4 separate regions of the Homo sapiens genome follow, and regions 1, 2 and 3 are each linked to region 4. A link is a loop called in an ENCODE intact Hi-C map of the cell type or tissue named here. Cell type or tissue: PC-9. All regions are shown on one strand. Region 1 has its middle 5.3 kb from the start of LINC01656. Region 2 has its middle 15 kb from the start of RTL6. Region 3 holds the start of LOC105373059 (a long non-coding RNA gene). Region 4 has its middle 48 kb from the start of SHISAL1.

Region 1 (5,000 bases), 88 kb before region 4:
AGTGTCTGGCATAGATCAGACACAAAAATATATTGAATGAATGAATGAATGAACAATCAGGACAGATCTCCATTTTCATATTACTACTTCGTCCTGGGCAAGTTATTTCACCTCTTTGGGACTCAGTTTTCTCATCAGTAAAATGGGGATAATCATGCCTGTCTCATAAGAATCCATGTTTAAATAGCAAGTCTAGAAGAGTGTCCAGCATATAACAGGTACCCAGGATGTCTCTTTGGTTTAATCCACCCGAAGAGGTTGACTTCCTCCTTTTGATTCAGTGATTGGCTTGGCGGCGACTTTCCAGAATGGAATTCCTTATAAGGGGCCTTCCCAGATTGGAATTGCACGGCGATCTCGAAGCTTGCAGACATGGAGCGGTTGCCACCAGGGCATGGCTCCTGTCATCCCGCAGCCTGGGAAAGGCCACATAGAGGCTGTCTCTTTGGCCTGGTGGCAACTGTGACTCACCGTCACCATCCCGACCCCACCCTCAGAGCAGGTGGCCTTCCCTCCAGGACTTGGGAGGGGCCGCTGGACAGGATGGCATGGACAGTCCCAGCTAAGGCTGCTCAGACTGGACTCTGAGACCCTGCACACTGATCAACCTGTGGGTGAGCCTGGTGGATCCTGTCCCATCTAGTCTGTCGCTGGCTGAGCCGAGGCTTCACATGTGCCATGCCATGCCCTTCCTGAGCTTCAGTTTCCTGATGTGCGATGTGTGCAGGGGATGAAACAGACCAGGCAGTCCCCCTGGGACCTCATAGCTCTTGGTGACCATTCCACTCATGCTGGTGGCGGCCGGTTCCACGGTCCGGATGCTACCCCCAGTTTATGGGCTCTTTCCTGGTCTTTTTTGCTCTGTCTGCTGCCCTGGCTGGTGCATTCTGACTCTGTAGATGGCCGGGCTGAGGGTGACACCAGGCCCCAGTGTGCTGAGGCTATGAACACCCAGCCTTGCTTGCGTCCTGGGTTTGGGATGTAAAGGATTCCCAGTCTGCTAAAGCCACACCCTCCACAGCCACCCCAAAGCCGAGCCTTTGCTTTCAGGATTCCTGTAATCCTCATGCAGCATGGGCAGCCCTGGCACCTGTGCCCGCATGCTCAGGGAGGAGGGATGGCCCCACAGCACCGGGGGTTCTTCCAGATTCAACAATGGACGGACCCCACACAATGCCCTAAAAGGCAGGGTTATTGGTGGCAAGGACCTGACATTTCCTGGGCGCCTTCTCCAAGCCAGGCTCTGGGCCAGGCACTGGGCAGGGATGTGGGCCCATCCAGCCCTGCCTTGAGCACGGCCTGGTCCCTCAGGGGAGACAGACATGCAGAGAAAGAGCCTCCAGCGTGGGGGGGCTACATGCACCCATGTAGCAGATCTGTTCTGCAGGCGACCCTGGGGTTTCAAAGGAAGCATGGTTGATTCGGATCATGCTCCAGGAACCCTGAAAGGAGGGAGCATTTAATAGACAAAGATGCCGAAGCTCAGAGAATGAATCAGCAGTTCAGAGAATGAGTCAGGAATTTCCAAACTAAGCCAGTTTCACAGACACCCCAGGCCTGGGCAGCACGCACAGCAGGCATGTGATTTCCCCTTTTCCGGGTCTGCAGGTTGACTGTGGTTCCGCTGATCCCAACTGGCTTTGCCCGGGTGACTCAACCTCGGCCTGTGTGCGGTCGACAGGGACGGGTCTGGGTCAGCTCCTGGCCCAGGCTGCTCCAGCCGATCTCGGGGCCGATCACCGGAGTGCAAACCTCAAGGGCACTCTTAAGGCCTTTGGTCACATGGCATTCACTTGATTCCATTGGCCAAAGTAAGTGACTTACCAGGATGGACAGGGTGCGGAGTGCCCTCTAACCACGCGGGAAGGAGGTCCTGTACTTCATCACCCAGTGGTGGAGCAGGAATTTGAACCCAAGCCTGACTCAGAAGGCCTTGGCACCATCGGCCTCTCATCTGAGGTCATGTGCAAGGGCCCTGGCTCGGGGATCCATGGATGACTGCCCTTCTGCCCACCGTCTCTCAGAGGCATTGCTGACAGGTCAGGGGGCGGGTAGACTGGAGCAACAGAAAGCACGGGGCTGACCCTCAAACACAGTCGGTACTACGGGTCCCTGCGAGGCTCTGGCCTGACTTTGTATGGAGGCTGTCCCACGCCCCTGTGTGGCTTGGGTTCCTGACCTCTTTGAACCTCATTCTACACTTCTGTAGCGTGGGGATCACAGTCCTACTTAGGTTATTGGGCTGTGCTGAGAATTAAGTAGGATAACACGTGGCAGCCTTTTTGAAACAGCTTTTGCCATCCTGCAGGGCTTCATAACTCCCCAGCTGGGTCCAGCCTTGACATTTACATAGAACTGTCTTATCCATAAAATTGCACCTGGTTCCCACAACAGCCCTCTGGGGAGGTATTCCTTTCTCCATTATGCAAATAATGAGATTTCGGCTCAGAGAGTATGAATCATTAGCCAAAGACGTGGCTCTGGCAGCAACAGCCCCCAGGCCTGTCTTACCCCGAGAGGGGATGCCCCATCTCCACCCCAGCCAACAGAGCGGAGGGCACATGCGTGCAGAGGAGGGGCAACAGTGTCCTCTTCTTCAAGGAGTCCAGCTCAGTCTGCAGGGCCACACATCCACACGACTTGGACGCCCTCCATGTCCTGGGGAACGTGTGAGTCAGAATGCCTGGGAGACGAGAATGCAGGCCAGGGCTCCCTGGGAGTCCGGACGGCAGGGCTGTCTGCATGGGCGGTGAAGTACGGTGCCTGCAACCACTTTGTTCATTCATTTTTTTCATTCATTCAGATGTCCACGGAGCATGGCCCCTGTGCCTGGTCCAAAGCCAGGGTCTCAGGAGTTATATCAGACAGGGACCCTGTACCCGGCCAGCTATCGGAACCTTAGCACAAATGAGACCTCAGAGCACAGCGTCCTCACAAGTAGTCATCAGTCTCAACTCACCTTCCCACCAGTGATGGGGGGGCTCACTCCCTTGCAAACCAGCCCCTCCCAGGACTAGACACCTCTGCTGTGAAAACATTCTTTTCTTTTTCCTCCCCTCCCCTCCCCTCCCCTCCCCTCCCCTCCCCTTCCCTTCCCTTCCCTCTTTTTTTTCTTTTCTTTTTTTAAAAAAGTGTGGCTGGCCACGGTGGCTCATGCCTGTAATCCCAGCACTTTGGGAGGCCGAGGTGGGCAGATCACGAGGTCAGGAGATCGAGACCATCCTGGCTAACACAGTGAAACCCCGTCTCTACTAAAAATACAAAAACTTTAGCCAGGTGTGGTGGCGGGCACCTGTAGTCCCAGCTACTGGGGAGGCTGAGGCAGGAGAATGGCGTGAACCCGGGAGGTGGAGCTTGCAGTGAGCCGAGATTGCGCCACTGCACTCCAGCCTGGGCGACAGAGCGAGACTCCATCTCAAAAACAAAAAAAAGTTTCATTGTGTTTGTTTTACTGTTACAAACAGTGCTCCCAGAAACATCTGGGATGTGTCTCCTGGTGTACATGGGCAGGAGATTCTCTAAAAAATGTTGAAGGGGCCGGGCGCGGAGGCTCACGCCTGTAATCCCAGCACTTTGGGAGGCTGAGGCGGGTGGATCACAAGGTCAGGAGTTTGAGACCCGTCTGGCCAACATAGTGAAACCCCGTCTCTACTAAAAATACAAAAATTAGCCCTGTGTGGTGGTGTGCGCCTATAATCGCAGCTACTAGGGAGGCTGAGGCAGGAGAATTGTGTGAACCCAGGAGGCTGAGGTTGCAGTACTCCAGCCCGAGCGACAGTTCGAGACTCCATCTCAAAAGAAAACAAAAAAAAAAATGTTGAAGGGAACTAACTACGAGTGCTCATCTTCACATTTACTAGATAATGCCAAATTGTTTTCAAAGTAATCACACCAATTTACACAATGACCATTTTATTAATTTCTACAAATTCTATTTGATTCTATTTCAAATCTTCTTGGTTATTTTATTTTATTTATTTTTTAGAAACAGAGTCTTGCTCCATTGCCCAGGCTGGAGTATGTGGTGTGATCACGGCTCACTGCAGCCTCAAACTCCTGGGCTCAAGCAATCTTCCCACCTCAGCCTCCCAGGCAACTGGGACTACAGGCAAGCACCACTATGCCCTATTAATTTTGAAATTTTTTATGGAGATGAGGTCTTGACATGTGGTCCAGACTGGTCTTGAACTGCTAGCCTCAAGTGATCCTCCCGCCTCAGCTTTCCAAAGTGCTGGGATTACTGGCGTGAGCCACCATGCCTGGTCCATTTTTAGAATCTCTTGTTCCCAACTCATATTTTGAACTCTCCTCTTTTTTGTGTCTTTAATTGTAGTAAACAGACTTATTTTACATTCCTCATCTGATAATTCTGCTATCTGGGGACTCTGTGGATCTGATTCAGCTAGGTGAGGTTTGTGCTGGTTCTTACTCATGGTGCCCTGTTTCCTCGTGTGTTTAGTGACTCTCAGCTGTAAGATGCTCCTGTGGTTGGAATGTCACCTTAATTGCTCCAGGGGGATTTGCATTTGTTTGTGAGAAGTCTAGAGAAAGCCATTTTCATCTAAATTCTCAGCCTGAGGTTTTTGCACACAGAACTGGAAGTGTCAATTGTCCCTATGAACTTGTTTGAGGGCTGGCTTGTGGTCATAAATCTTCAGGGGTAATTTTCCCATGCCATTTATGAAAGTCTTGGTAATACACCAGGGCACAAACTAGACCCATTCCTTGCCATCCTAGGTTTCCAAGGCTCATTTCAGGTCACCATGGTTAGCTGGTGACAGACACAGAGGCTTTCATGAGCATCTGAATGATGGCAGTACGGCTTACCATTTATTGCATCTGAACCTTAGTGGGTGCTGGGCATATGATACTCACTTATTTGTCAGCACAATAATCCTATGAAGTAGGTATAAGTATTATCCTGTCCATTTTACAGATGAAGAAACTGAAGTTAAAAAGGGATATCTTTATCCTCAAGGATATCTTGCCCAAGATCCCCC
Region 2 (5,000 bases), 120 kb before region 4:
GTAATCCCACCTACTCGGGAGGCTGAGGCAGGAGAATCACCTGAACCTTGGAGGCGGACATTGCAGTGAGCCGAGATCACGCCACTGCACTTCAGCCTGGGTGACAGAGTGAGACTCCGTCTCAAAAAAAAAAAAAAATTTCAGAAACCAAAACCCCCCAAAAAACACCAGGTGTGAGTCCTTACGTGCAGAAGATGGGACTGTGGGAGTGATCTGTCCGGGGGCTACCATGGAGGCTTGGTGGTAAGTACTGTTTTCTCCTTCATAGGAGAAAGCTAGGGGAGAGTGGGCTTTGAGAACTTCATGTAGGTTGAAGGCACCTCTGAGATGGGGACAAGTGCATTCTGGTCATGTCTGGTTGGCCAGTGGACTCCCCACCTGCCTTCATCCCATGAACCATGGGTTAAGGGACTCAGAGGGAGAGGAGGTTTCTCATTCAAGGGGAGCCAGCATCAACCCCTTTAGTTTCCTTTTCCAGAATCTATGGAAGCTGGATCCCCACCCTCCAGTTGCCTGCTGCCCCAGGAAGGTGGATGAGACAGGGAACCACGGTGTTGTGGGATCCCCATGGTGGGGAGCACACAAGAATTCATGCATCAGAGCACTGCGGTGTGACCACCACCAGCCAGGGCCAGCCAGGAGAGGAGGCCAGGTGAAATCATGGACCAGAGCCACCTGGGAGGGCCCAGGTGGGAGCCGACATCTTCTCATGCTCAGCGGTGGATGGGAAAGTGGGAGAGGCCACCACCCTGCCAGGGCCCTCTCCCTGCGCCCTCTCTGAGCCATCCCAACACGTGAATAAACACAGCCTGGTGAGGCAAACAGTTTCGTTGAGTCCAGAGGGGCCCTTTCCCGCTCCTCCAAGCCGCAAGAGCCACAGAGAACTCTGGCCACAAGTCTTGAATTGTGTTTGAGCTGAACATTCTTTAGAAATAGACAGGGCTTAGTCTTAAACACCAAGAGGCTGTTCTAAAGACGAAAATGAAAAGAAAACCAGCTGGGCGCGGTGGCTCACCCCTGTAATCCCAGCACTTTGGGAGGCCGAGGCGGGCGGATCACGAGGTCAGGAGATCGAGACCATCCTGGCTAACACGGTGAAACCCTGTCTCTACTAAAAAATACAAAAAAAATTAGCTGGGCGTGGTGGCGGGCGCCTGTAGTCCCAGCTACTGGGGAGGCTGAGGCAGGAGAATGGCTGGAACCCGGGAGGTGGAGCTTGCAGTGAGCAGAGATCACGCCACTGCACTCCAGCCTGGGAGACAGAGCGAGACTCCTTTTCAACAAAAAAAAAAAAAAAAAAAAAAAAAAAGAAAATGAGAAGAAAACCTTGGAATCTGGCCAAGATGTCATTAAGGGACCTCCTACCTAGCAGGAAAGAGAGCTTCAACAGATCCCATATGGATTGGAGTTGGCAAGAAATAAAATTGCGTCTATTTATAGTCTCAACAAGTTGAGGTTCCTCAATAAACTCGTTACACATAATTCACTTAAATTATGAAAATCACAAACAACAAAGCTATTAAATAGGAAAAGAAGAGAAGACACTGGTGCCGTCAGTGCTGAGGGAGCTTTTAGGGCATGGAGAGTGGAGTGTGAGAGCGAAGTACCCTTAGCATGCCAGCTACCCCGAGCCATCTAGAAGAAACTTTTGTATCTGAATGAGAAAAACAACTCAAATAATGCACTGCACTCCAGCCTGGGTGACAAGGGCAAGACTCTGTCTCAAACAGAAAAAAGAAAAAAAGAATTGTATCTTGTGTGGAAAGCGTGTAGATGATAAGAATGTACAGCTCTTGTCCCACTTTATTTCTCCATTTACTGGAGGCATTTATGGAAGGTACATTATAGGTCTTTGTGGGAAGAAACAGAAAGAAATCACAGAAGCAATTAAGAGAGCTCAAATAATGGGATTTATGCCAGTTACATACAAGGATCTGCATATCTCAAGGACCCTAAAGTTTGTAATATCAGATGTTGGGAATAAATTCTATCACGTTACCACCAATAAACTTATTTTACAGTTAAAAAAAATTCAGATGGGGTCTTGCTGTGTTGCCCAGGTTGATCTCAAACTCCTGGCCTTAAGCAATCCTCACACCCAGGCCTCCCGAAGTGCTGGGATTACAGGTGTGAGCCATCACGCCCAGCCTCAAATTTCATTTATTTTCTTTCTTTTTTTTTTGAGACGGAGTTTTGCTCTTGTCGCCCAAGCTAGAGTGCAATGGTGCGATCTCGGCTCACTGCAACCTCTACCTCCCGGGTTCAAGTGATTCTCCTGCCTCAGCCTCCCAAGTAGCTGGGATTACAGGTGCAAACCATCATGCTTGGCTAATTTCTGTATTTTTAGTAGAGATGGGGTTTCACCATTTTGGCCAGGCTGGTCTCAAATTCCTGACCTCAGATGATTCACCCACCTCGGCCTCTCAAAGTGCCGGGATTACAGGCATAAGCCACTGCGCCTGGCCCTCAAGTTTCTTAAGATGAAAACTATCTTTTGTTTCTATTCCCCAGAAGCTATGGATCTTTGTGGGCCTTGGGAGGATTTCCTGCCCTTCCCCCAGTGGCCTGGAGCTCTTGTTTTATATAAGTGAAGGGTCTGGGAAAAGGTGTTGTTTTTCATGTTTGTGCATCAAAGAAGTGGCAGCTTTTGATGCTGTCCTGCCTGTCTCCAATATTCCCAGTGAGCACTCAGAGGAGGGAAAGAGTTTGTAGGGGACTGAGATGACCTCCGCTAGGGTCTGGATTCCCACTTATTCCAGAGGGTCACAGTATCCCATATTCAGCCCATAGGAATTTGTTACTATTTTAGCCATTTGCTCCTTTTCTGTCTTTCCAGCAGCCCTATGTTTTCTCATGCTCTGCTAACAGCGCCACAATTCATGTGCCTTGTCTTATCTCTCCTCGATGGGGCTGGGCACTATTTGGAATTTACTTCCTTGTAATCTTAGCTCTCTCATGGGCTCAAGAAAAATTCCAGTTTTGTACCTTTACTCACCGTTAGGTTAGGAGTGGTGTTCTTTTGTGGCTTTCTACATGCTAAGCCTCAGCTGACTTTTTAAAAACAATTAAGAGGCTGGGCACGGTGGCTCACGCCTGTAATCCCAGCACTTTGGGAGGCCAAGGCAGGTGCATCACTTGAGGTCAGGAGTTTGAGACCAGCCTGGCCAACGTGGTGAAACCCCGTCTCTACTAAAAATACAAAATATTAGTTGAGTGTGGTGGTGGGTGCCTGTAATCCCAGCTACTTGGGAGGCTGAGGCAGGAGGATCCCTTGAACCCAGAAGGTGGAGGTTGCAGTCAGCTGAGATCACACCACTGCACTCCAGCCTGGGTGACAGAGAGAGACTCTCTCAAAAAAAAAAAAAAAAAAAAAAAGGCCAGTCGCGGTGGCTCATGCCTGTAATCCTAGCACTTTGGGAGGCCGAGACAGGTGGATCACGAGGTCAGGAGTTTGAGACCATCCTGACTAACACGGTGAAACCCCGTCTCTACTAAAAATACAAAAAATTAGCCGGGCGTGGTGGTGGGTGCCTGTAGTCCCAGCTACTCGGGAGGCTGAGGCAGGAGAATGGCGTGAACCCTGGAGGCGGAGTTTGCAGTGAGCCGAGATCGCGCCACTGCACTCCAGCCTGGGCGGGACTCTGTCTCAAGAAAAAAAAAAAAAAAGCAATACAGTATAACAACTATTTACATAGCATTGACATGGCATCAGGTATTATAAGTAATCTAGAGATGATTTAAAGTATACTGGAGGGTGTGTGTCAGTTATATGCAAATACTGCACCATTAAGTAAGGGACCTGAGCATCTTCAGATTCTGTGGGGGTGGAGGTGTGTCCTGGAACCAACCCTGCAGATACCAAGGGAAGATCGCACTGCATGTAAATACACATGCTCCGTTGAAGGTTGTACACACTCATGTGGCTGTGCAACTGCAGGGTCACTGTGGAGAGGAAGTGCTCTCTGACATTTGTCTCCTTCCAGTTTCAACCCTGTTCCACAATCAAGTTTTGTATTTTCCTTCAAACAGGTCTTATACATCTCTTGTTATAGCTACTTAGTTTAATTTTATCACATTTACCTTGACAGTCTCTATCTGACTCGTGCTGGGTTTTGTCCTTTTTTCCTGTGACTCTACTTCTCAATTATTCATGATCTAGCTAGATAAACATGTCCTTGGCAGATAAGAGTGTCTGTCTCTCCTGCTTGAGGAAGCTCACTCCCTCAACTTATTAAGTCTAATTGACTGGAATTTCTGGCACTGGGTACCAGAGATGGGAAATAGCATTTTTTTCCCAGATAAGCTACTTCTGCTTTAATCATTTGGGGAGGGAACAGAAACCTGTCCATTTCATGGAGATTTTCTAATTGATCAGCATAGAACCGTGCGTAGTTTCATCTCAGGCTTTGAGAATCCTCTCTGCATTGATCACACCCTCTTTCTTCTGCTTAATTTAATCTGTTTTCTTTTTTTTATTGATTAGATTTGTCAGAGACTAACTGTTGAACTTATTTATTTTTAAAGCATCAGCTGTTGGTTTAAAGTATTCTCTCAGTTTTCTTTCTTATTCATTAATTTCTCATTACAGTTTCACCATTTCTTCTTCCAATGCCAGCAGCTCCTAATAAGTGAGGAAGGAGCCACATTTTAATTTACACATTACAAAATACGCTTCTTAGATTGTCACCGGTGTCAGTAAGAAACCGTGTTCCACAGCAATGAAACCTGGGAAGTAATGGATTAAGTAAATTTCCCTGCTTCTTTTTTTTTTTTTTTTTCCTGAGAAATTTTCTCAGAATGTGAAAAGGGCCAATGTCCATTTAGGATGTCTAAGGAAATTTAGCTTAAGTTCCTCTTAAACTAGTTAATTAGAATATGCTTCTCTGTCTTCTTTTTTTTTTTTTTTTGAGACAGATTCTTGTGCTATTGCTCAGGCTGGAGTGCAGTGGCGTGATCTCGGCTCACTGCAAGCTCTGCCTCCCCAGTTCAGGCCATTCTGT
Region 3 (5,000 bases), 190 kb before region 4:
AGGTCTCAACAGTGGGCTTCAAATATGTAGCAAGCCATTCTGTAAACAGATGTGCTGTCACCAGGCTTTGTTGTTCCATGTATAGAGCACACAGGCAAAGTAGATATAGCATCCTTCTTCTTCTTTTTTTTTTTTTTTTTGAGACGGAGTCTCTCTCTGTTGCCTAGGCTAGAGTGTAATGGCGTGATCTCGGCTCATCGCAACCCCCGCCTCCCGGGTTCAAGCAATTCTCCTGCCTCAGCCTCCCCAGTAGCTGGGACTACAGGTCCCTGCCACCATGCCTGGCTAATTTTTGTATTTTTAGCAGAGACGGGGTTTCACCATGTTGGCCAGGCTCATCCCGAACTCCTGACCTCAGGTGATCTGCCCACCTCGGCCTCCCAAAGTGCTGGGATTACAGCTGTGAGCCACCGCACCCGGCTGGTATAGCATCATTCTTAAGGGTCCTAGAATTTTCAAGGTTTTCAGAATCGCAAATTAACATTGGCTTCTACTTAAAGTCACCAGCTTCACTAGCCCCTCGCAAGAGAGTCGATCTGTCCTCTGAAGCTTCAAAGCTAACCATTGACTTCTCTTCTCTAGCTATACACTAGATGACATTTTCTTCCAATAGAAGGCTATTTTATTTACATTGGAAATCAGTTGTTTAGTGTAGCCACCTGCATCGATGATCTCAGCTGGATCTTCTGGATAACTTGCTGCAGCTACTCCATCAGCACTTGCTGCTCCACGTTATGCTTTTACGTTAAGGAGACGGCCTCTTTCCTTAACATGCTGTGGCTGCTGGGATCTGCCAATCCACGTCACTCAAATTTCACATCAGCAAGAAGGCTGTTTCAATTTCTTAGCATTCTATGTTCACTGGAGTAGCACTTTTTTTTTTTGTTTGTTTCCGGAGAGGAGTCTCACTGTGTCAACCAGGCTTGAGTGCAGTGGTGCAATCTCAGCTCACTGCAACCTTCACTTCCCAAGTTCAAGCGATCCTCCCGCCTCTGCCTCCCAAGTAGCTGGGATTACAGGCATGCGCCACCAGGCCCAGCTAATTTTTGTATTTTTAGTAGAGACAGGGTTTCACCGTGTTGGCCAGGCTGGTCTCGAACTCCTGACCTCAGGTGATCCACCCACCTCGTCCTTCCAAAGTGCTAGGATTACAGGTGTGAGCCATTGTGCCCGGCTTGGAGTAGCACTTTTAATTTCCTTCAATAACTTTTTCTTGGCCGGGCACGGTGGCTCACACCTGTAATCCCAGCACTTTGGGAGGCTGAGGCAGGCGAATCACCTGAGGTCAGTAGTTCAAGACCAGCCTGGCCAACAGGTGAAACTCCATCTCTACTAAAAATACAAAAATTAGCCTGGCGTGGTGGCACGTGCCTGTAATCTCAGCTACTTGGGAGGCAGAGGCAGGAGAATCGCTTGAACCTGGGAAGTAGAGGTTGCAATGAGCTGAGATCGCTCCACTGCACTCCAGCCTGGGCAACAGAGTGAGACTTTTTCTTTGCATTCACAATCTGGCTAACTGGCTCAAGAGCCCCAGCTTTTGGCCTGTCTCAAGCTTTTCACATGCCTTCCTCACCAAGCTTAGCCATTTCTAACTTTTGATTTAAAGGGAGGGATGTGGACTCCTCCTTTCATTGAAAACTTAAAGGCCATTGTAAGGTTATAATTGGCCTATTTTTAATATTACTGTGTCCCAGGGAATAAAGAGGCCTGAGGAGAGGAAGAGAGACAAGGGAAAGATGGGTGGGCGGAACCCTTAGAGAACACACGATATTCCTCCATTAAGTTTGCCGTGGTTTTTGGCGCCCCAAAACAATGACAATAGCAATGCCAGGGATCACCAAAGGCATAGTCACCACACTAGACAAGGAATCCAGCTGCAGTGCTTGCTTTGGGCAGAGGAAATACCGGATGAATACAGGAGAGGAGGCCCTACACACCAGGCACAGCCATGTGAGCGGTGGTGGAAGGGAAGGGGGTCAGTTAGGAGTACTCACACTTTATGCTGTTGTTACTAACATTTTCAATCACATTAACCAATTATTATTATGATTATTTAGAAGGAATTTTGCTCTTATCGCCCAGGCTGGAGTGCAATGGTGTGATCTCGGCTCACTGCAACCTCCGCCTCCCAGGTTCAAGTGATTCTCCTGCCTCAGCCTCTCGAATAGCTGGGATTACAGGCACCTGCCACCACGCCCAGCTAATTTTTGTATTTTTAGTAGAGATGGGGTTTCACCATGTTGGCCAGGCTGGTCTTGAACCCCTAACCTCAGATGATCCACCTGTCTCAGCCTCTCAAAGTGCTGGGATTACAGGCATGAGCCACCACGCCCGGCCCCCATATTAACCAATTATCATTTCCTTCTTCCATTCCCCTGCTATCTCACATAAGCTGTGTTCATCGTGACTGGCCTTACGTCTTGATACTTAAGTCACAGGATGTCAAAGAGGGAGTGACTCAGCCAGAAGGGGGATTGCCCCCTTCGCAGATGGAGAAAGTCTCTTTTTGAGGCTGGGAGGGTAGAAGGTTAGTGCACTTTCGATTTTAATAAGGAACAGTTGCATCGTGTGAGGAAGCAGCCTGATTTCATTGCTGTCTTTATTAGGAAGTTAAATATAGTGAGAAGGGGTTTGTTTAGATGGCAGGCTGACAACTCGCGGGCTGTTGGCAGGCAAAAGCAAGCAGGCTGCGCTCCTCTGAGCGACTTTGTGATCGGAGATGGGGAGAGACCGCTGCACAGGTGCTCCGTGAGTTCCAGGGTGTCCGCACTCTTCCTCACCCTGGGTCCTGCTCATGCTCCCCACCGTTGACCCTGCTGCCCCGACAGTGGCCCTGGGCTTCCCCACAGAGGTGGCAGCTGCAGAGGCAGCAGCTCCTGCAGCCTCTTGGCCAGACCTCCCCCGGCGCCCTGACCCGTGCAGCTGGATGTGCGTGACTTTCTCATGACTTTCCTGCAAGCTCCGAGCTGGCCTCCTGCCCCAGGCTTCAGGAGGGCTGGCTGCTGAGTCTTTCCTGACTCTCCCGCTCCCCTCCTCCCCAGCTCCGCTCCCCTGCTCTTCCTAGGATTGTGCAAGGTCTCATTCCTATGATGGGCCCCTCCTCCCACAATGCTCATTGTGGCTTCTCTTCCTGGACTGAACTGGGCCTAGGATAACCACTCAAGCCACTGATCAGCTAGGAGAGTAGAATAAAGATATTTCGAGGCTGGGCACGGTGGCGCACACCCGTAATCCCAGCACTTTCGGAGGCCAAGGCAGGCAGATCACGAGGTCAAGAGATCAAGACCATCCTGGCCAACATGGTGAAACCCCGTCTCTACTAAAAATACAAAAATTAGCTGGACGTGGGCCAGGCGCGGTGGCTCACGCCTGTAATCCCAGCACTTTGGGAGGCAGGTGGATCACGAGGTCAGGAGATCAAGACCATCCTGGCTAACACGGTGAAACCCCGTCTCTACTAAAAATACAAAAAAAAAAAAAAAAAAAAAAAAAGCCAGGTGTGGTGGCAGGCGCCTGTAGTCCTAGCTACTCGGGAGGCTGAGGCAGGAGAATGGCGTGAACCCGGGAGGCAGAGGTTGCAGTGAGCCAAGATTACGCCACTGCACTCTAGCCTGGGCGACAGAGTGATACGCTGTCTCAAAAAAAAAAAAAAAAAAAAAATTAGCTGGGCGTGGTGTTGTGCTCTTGTAGTCCCAGCTACTCGGGAGGCTGAGGCAGGAGAATCGCTTGAACCTGGGAGGCAGAGACTGCAGTGAGCCAAGATTGTTCCATTGCACTCCAGCCTGGCAACAGAGCGATACTCCTTCTCAAAAAAAAAAAAAAGATATTTCGAGTTTTGCAATATAGCAAACACTTTGTATGGGCTTGTATGACAATGGATATAGGACAATGGACACAGACACTCCCACTCAGGAAAGAGGAGAAGGAGCATCTGGGGCACCAGCTTGCACCGAGGCACTGTGGACCACAGTCTGGCGAGAGCCTGAGCCTGCTGGGGGCCCCAGGGGAGAGCTTCGAGAAGGGAATGCTTCGAGGGGTAGACAATTGATAGGGAGTTTGGTAACAGGAACTTGGGAACAAGCTAAGAACAAAACAAAGCAAAGAATATTAACTTCAGAAAGACAAAATGTTGTTTAAGGAAGTGTACATAGCATAGTGTACTCTGCGATCAGCTGTGAATAGCATTTTCATAGTCATTGCGATGTGAACACTGATGATTGATTCTTTTTCTTTTCTTTTTCAGCCTGAGTTTCACCCTGTCACCCAGGGTGGAGTGCAGTGGTACTATCTCGGCTCTCGGCAACCTCTGCTCCTGGGTTCAAGCGATTCTCCTGACCCTGTCAGGGTGAAGGAAGGGGAGACCCTGTTGGCATCACAAGAGAATCTGGGTCAAGCCATGCCTGAAGCTGGTCAATCCAGGGCCCTCTGCATTTTAGGAGCCAGTAAGTTGCACTTTTTCCTTAAGTCAGTTTGAGCTGGGTTCTGACCTGGTCGGTAACAGACATCACACTGCATTCTTGCATCAACTCGGCAAGTCGCCACCTGATCTCTAATTTACTGCTGTGGGGAGTGAAGGTGGGGAAGGAGAGGGTCAACGTCTGCTCCCTCCTGTCTCTGTGATCCTCAGATATGAGTTACGGCCTGGGGCCCGAGCCGGGCTCTCACTGCCTTGAGGCCCATGGTCCTCACTGCTGACCACCTCTGTGTTTCTCCTTTCTCTAAGAAGCCCGTTGGTGGGAGAAGCCACCCTTGTTCTCAGGCAGACACCTGCAGATCGCTCAGCCTCAGTTGCTTTCAATCCCAGCAAGAGAGGCCTACCGCTCAGAAGTTTTCTTTGCCATGAGTGGAACTTCAGATTTTTTCTGTAAACCTGTGAAGCAGCTCAGCTTCACAGAGAACTCCAAACTCTCACGCCTCTGTGTGACCTTGACCAAGTTCATTAACCTCTCTGTGTTTTACTTTTCCCATCTGTAAAATAAAGTGGGTGGATTAGACCAGCA
Region 4 (5,000 bases):
TGGCGAGCAGAGGGATGTGCCAGGTGGTCGTCGTGGCCTCATGTCCTGGGTGTGAGCCTGGGCTGGTCTGAGAGCACTTGGGGCTCGCTCACGCAGGCTGCTGAGCTGGGGGCTCCTAAGCCAGTGACACAGGGCCATGGAGGAAGGAAGGAGCCGGGGTGAGTCACCATGCCTTGAGGGCCCCAAGTCCTAGGGTGAGGTCCTTCATCAGACACTCATAGTCAGGCACCAGGGGCTGCAGATGGCCCCATGCTCCCCGCCCTCCCTGCCCCCACAAAGCCGGCAGTCCACCCAACGAGGCCGAGTCTCTGGAATCAGGCCACATCTCTCTCAGCAACACAAGGCAGCTCCTGGTGGGGAGCGGGGGAAGCCCATTTTACAGATGAGGACACTGGGGCTTAGCAGGTCTAGGGGACTTACTGCAGACCCCGCAGCCAGGACGTAGCAGGGCCACTCGCTCATTCAGTCCTTCAACTACCGTGGGCTGAGAGGCAGGATAGCCAGCGTCTGCACACTTGGGCTAGGAGCCCAGCAGTGCCAGGGGTGACTCCTGGCACCCCCACGTTCTAGGCGTTTACCTTGGACAAGTCACAGCCCCTCTGGGCTTCAGATTCTTTATCTGTGAAATGGGTCTGACACAGTATTTGCCATGGGCATTGAGCATGGTATAAGCCAGCCCATGTCAAGGGCTCAGGGTGTGGCCAGCACACAGCCAGTGGGTGCCCATGTTTGCTGCTATGGTCAACTGGATGGAGCCTTGTGCTGGGTCCTGGGTGCTGGGAAGGGAAGTGAGGGAGACCAAATCCCTGCCTTTGAGATGTTCTTTAGTCTTGTGTGTAAAATAGGGACAAAAATATCTAGCTTCCTTAGGAAGAAAAATAAACAAGATAACTTACAGAAAGCATTTCTTGGAGCCAGGCGCTGCTTGGAGGGTCATTCAATAGGCATCGGTCACCTTCTGCATTTCCCTGGGTGTAACTTTCAGACCAACTGGTGTAAGCTACTTTGGACTCCATTGAATGGACCCACCAGGGCTCACTCAACTGCTTGTTCCTCTATGTGGTTTTTCAACCAGGATGCTACGGCCGAAAGTATCTTTGGAACTAGAGCGTCCCTAAGAACAGTCCCTGGAGGCAGAAGCCGGGCCCTGGCTATAACTAACCCCTGGCTGTAACTAACCCCTGGCTGTAACTAACCCCTGGCTATAACTAACCCCTGGCTGTAACTAACCCCTGGCTATAACTAACCCCTGGCTGTAACTAACCCCTGGCTATAACTAACCCCTGGCTATAACTAACCCCTGGCTGTAACTAACCCCTGGCTATAACTAACCCCTGGCTGTAACTAACCCCTGGCTATAACTAACCCCTGGCTATAACTAACCCCTGGCTGTAACTAACTCCTGGCTGTAACTAACCCCTGGCTATAACTAACCCCTGGCTGTGCTCTGTCAGGGACGGTGGAAGGCATTCCTTTGAGAGAAACATTTGGGATCCTCTGGGTAGAGAATCGTCTTGGACAGGCTTGGGGCTGGGAGCCCTGCCTCCTCTAGAACTGAACCCCAGTAAAACTGCCAGCCAGGGGCCCACGGCGGGTACCCTGCAGGGGGACTCCAGCCTGAGAAGGTCTGCAGTGCGGCTTGTGTTTTGCTCGAGTTGCCATATACCAAGGCAGCACCGATGGACGGGGCAGCTTCAACAACAGACAGCCATCTTCTCACCACTCAGGAGGCCAAGGTCCCAGCTGGGTGGTTCCTCCTGAGGCCTCTCTTCCTTGGTGCGTAGATGCCACCTTCTCCCAGTGTCTTTGGCCACCTGATTGTCCCTCTGTGGGTGTCTGTGTCCCAGTCTCCTCTTCTTATAAGGAAACCAGTCCTACTGGATTAGGGCCCACCCCATTGACTGCATTCTAACTTAGTCACCTCTTTAAAGGCCCTGTCTCCAGGTACAGCCACATGTGGAGGTATGGGAGTTAGGATTTCAACACATGAATTTTGGGGGCCATAACCGAGCCCATAGCATGGGTGATTCATCAGAGTTCTAGGATTTAAAGAGCCTGAGTTATTCGAGACTCCAGGATCACTACCCCAGTAACTGCTGCGACAGCACCCTTACCCCTGCCCTTCTCAGGGGAAGCCAGGTCTAGGGGAGACAGTGACTTGTCCAGGCTCTCACAGTCAGGGCTGAGGCAGAATTGAACCCAGGCCTGGTTCATTCCAGAGCCTGACGGTGCCAGTCGGGAGCCCAGTGCTGGAAGGAGCTGGGAGGAGACAGAACTTGAGACCTATTTACCTTGGCACCCGCAGTGCCCGCTTGGGCTTGGCACACAACTGCTGTTCGGAAGTTGTTGGATGAATTCGACAATGACACATTTGGGCACAGTCCTTGCCCTGGGGGCACACACACCCCCCGATGAGAAGGCAGGCTCGCCGGCACACACCCGAACACCAAGATCACCGAGGCCAGAGCCAGGCCACTTTTCCTTTCTGGTTTGGGCCCTGCCAGCCTCCACACTGGGCCAGTGTGGAGCTGACCTTTCCACGTCTGCTCTGCAAAGCCCAAGCCAATTCCTAAGCCCTCGGCTGTCCCAGAACTGAGTCATGACGGAAGCTGGTGGGATTCCTGGGGGGACAGATCTAGCCCCCACACGTCCTTGCGTGCCTCCATCCATGCCAGCCGGCTCCAGCCCATACCACACCACCCAGAAATCCGCAGCTAGCACACGTTTCCACTGGAATGAAGCACTGCCCTGGCCCTGGCTCCGAATTCCTTGCCGCTCGCAGTCTCCAGCCGGCCGCCAGCTGTAACAGCCTGAGATGGCCTGCAGGGCAGGGAGCTGCAGTAGCAAAGAACATTTGTTTTCATCCGGTTGGAATTTTCTCTCCAAATTACACTGGCTGCCGTGGGCCTACTGTGCGAAGCTCCATTTACAGAAACCCTGGGCCACAGTCTGGGCATGACCTGCTCTCCCCAGAGGCGCCTTTCCCAGCTCGGCACCATGCTACCCAACATTCGCGTGCCCTGGGTTTCCAGGCCCCTTCCTGCCTCTGAGCCTTTGCCTACGCCGTTCTCAGTCTCAGAAATCCCTTCCCAGCCCACCCTGCTGCAGCCCCGGGTGGGGCAGGGCAAGGCCCACACTTGCGTCTCCATTGTACTCCTCACCGGCTGCCAGACTTAAGTGGGCTGCTTTGCCTCTCTGAGCCTCGCTTTCTTGGTTTCTTCATCTGTGGAATGAGAATAGGCTTGGGGGAAGCCTGTGTCCTGCAGGCAGTGAGGGGATTGGCAGGAGCCAAGGTGAGAGAGCTTTTGCAAAGCAGGGTAGCTTTTTTTTTGCGACGGAGTCTTCTTCTGTCGCCAGGCTGGGGTGCAGTGGCACGATCTCGGCTCACTGCAACCTCCTGGATTCAAGAGATTCTCCTGCCTCAGCTTCCCAAGTAGCTGGGACTACGGGCTTACACCACCATGCCCAGCTACTTTTTGTATTTTTAATAGAGATGGGGTTTCACCATGTTGGCCAGGATAGTCTCGATCTCTTGACCTTGTGATCCGCCCTCCTTGTCCCCCAAAAGTTCTGTGATTACAGGTGTGAGCCACTGTACCCGGCCAGCGGATAGCTTTGAAGGCTGCCTCAGCCAGCCTGCCCCTGGCCCTTTGCACACACGCCCATGCAGCCCCATGGGGAGGATGGCTCCTCTCCAGCTAGCCCCGCAGCATGCCATCATCGCTAACCCCATGGGCCGAGCTTGGGCCCATGAAATCCTCATGACTCTCTCTGGGGAGTAAGTGTCCTCACTACCTGTTTTCAGGATTAGGAAGCTGAGTTGAGCAAGGGCTGAGTTCACCCCACCAGGAAGCGGCTGAACTGGGACTCAGCTCTGCAGCTGAGGAGTCCCAAGCACCAACCTCACCAAGGTCTGCTGGACCGCAGGTGGGGGCCCAGGTAACACGCATGTCCCCACACGTGTGGTCTACCCCTCATCCAGGGTGCTCATCCTGGGGTCCCTCTGGGCCTAGGCACATTGCCGCCTAACCAAATCTGTGTTCTGTTAGCAAGAAACTGGGGAGATGGCTCCCATTAAGGTGCACACAGTTACAGCGGAGGACTGGTACTGTCCCTGATGGACACCCAGAGGATGCCTTCTGGACACCAAGGGGGCCTGAGCCACTGCCTCAGCAACACCCAGCACTGAGCCCTTTGCCGCCCTCACCCTGCCAACCTAATTCAGCATCTCTTTCCTCCCCTGCTGACCCCAAACTTCGACTGAGAACCTCGGGTCTGTCACACACACTGGGGTCCCCAGACCTCTGGGTCCAGTACCTGCTGGATCCTCAGCGTGCCCCCGCCACCTCCCCCTGGCTCTGGGCATTTGTCCCGGCCCCTCACCACCTCCTAGGATACCTCGAAGCCCTGCCACGTCCCTGGGGAGACTTGGACATTCACACTGTGGTGCGCAACCTCCTGCTCCTAAGTGTCTCCCCCTCCACGTGACAGAGCGCCGTCCTCGACCAAACTTTAGCCAGGTGTCTCTGAGCCCTCTTCTGGCACAGGCCTTGACCTTGGCTGGCAAAGAATCCCGCTAAGTCAGTTCAGGGAGAGAATCCCCCACCCTTGATCTCAGATCAAGTTCCTCTCTCCCACTCTTGATCGTTAAGTCCTTGTCCCTTTAGCAAGAATCCCACCGGGCCTGGGTAGCAGGAAGTCCTCTACCCTTGATGTCAAATCTAGTCCTTCTGAGTAATTTTCCATCCACTGCCCCTCACTCTGCTCCTTGGCCATAAATTTCCAGCTGTCCTTCCTGTCTTCAAGGTTGAGTTCAAACTCTGTTCGCTGTTACAATCATCTTTGGTAAAGTCTTCTTTGCCATTTTTAAACACGGGTCAGGTGCAATTTTTCTCTTTAACACATACCCCTTAGCCCTCCACCAGCTTAACCATCCCCCCGAAACTGCTCAGCCCTGAAATCTCAGTCCATGTCCTGGTTTAGAGCAAGCTTGACATTCC

The links. Hi-C counts contacts between places; a loop is a spot of excess contacts. Peaks named below come from ENCODE experiments on the same cell type or tissue, not always from the same donor. Only the 100,000 strongest peaks of a DNase experiment are listed, where the experiment ranks them.
Region 1: it touches region 4 in a loop (10-fold over the local background); 9 of 110 quality-filtered maps call a loop at or near these places.
Region 2: it touches region 4 in a loop (4-fold over the local background); 16 of 110 quality-filtered maps call a loop at or near these places.
Region 3: a loop joins it to region 4, with 2.9 times the contacts of the local background. A loop is called at or near these places in 4 of 110 quality-filtered maps.

Annotation. Positions count from the first base shown.
Region 1 is chr22:44,446,126-44,451,125 of GRCh38, reverse strand. No RefSeq gene overlaps it. Among named protein-coding and RNA genes, the nearest start is that of LINC01656, 5.3 kb to the right of the region's middle. RefSeq lists enhancers at 1,472-1,611, 1,080-2,279, 2,459-3,122. In PC-9, no CTCF peak of the experiment used is centred here; DNase peaks (open chromatin) are centred at 495, 1,585, 2,515 and 4,465; H3K4me3 peaks cover 842 bases; H3K27ac peaks cover 4,830 bases.
Region 2 is chr22:44,480,466-44,485,465 of GRCh38, reverse strand. It overlaps the pseudogene MRPS18CP6. Among named protein-coding and RNA genes, the nearest start is that of RTL6, 15 kb to the left of the region's middle. In PC-9, no CTCF peak of the experiment used is centred here; DNase peaks (open chromatin) are centred at 2,455 and 2,955; H3K27ac peaks cover 2,381 bases.
Region 3 is chr22:44,548,854-44,553,853 of GRCh38, reverse strand. It overlaps LOC105373059 (a long non-coding RNA gene), which reads left to right and starts at 4,244. Exons shown (of 3, transcript XR_938300.2): 1 at 4,244-4,442. RefSeq lists an enhancer at 2,876-3,403. In PC-9, no CTCF peak of the experiment used is centred here; DNase peaks (open chromatin) are centred at 2,413 and 3,053; H3K4me3 peaks cover 1,859 bases; H3K27ac peaks cover 3,562 bases.
Region 4 is chr22:44,358,567-44,363,566 of GRCh38, reverse strand. No RefSeq gene overlaps it. Among named protein-coding and RNA genes, the nearest start is that of SHISAL1, 48 kb to the right of the region's middle. In PC-9, a CTCF peak has its summit at 2,969; DNase peaks (open chromatin) are centred at 166, 1,916, 2,346 and 2,636; H3K4me3 peaks cover 1,181 bases; H3K27ac peaks cover 4,005 bases.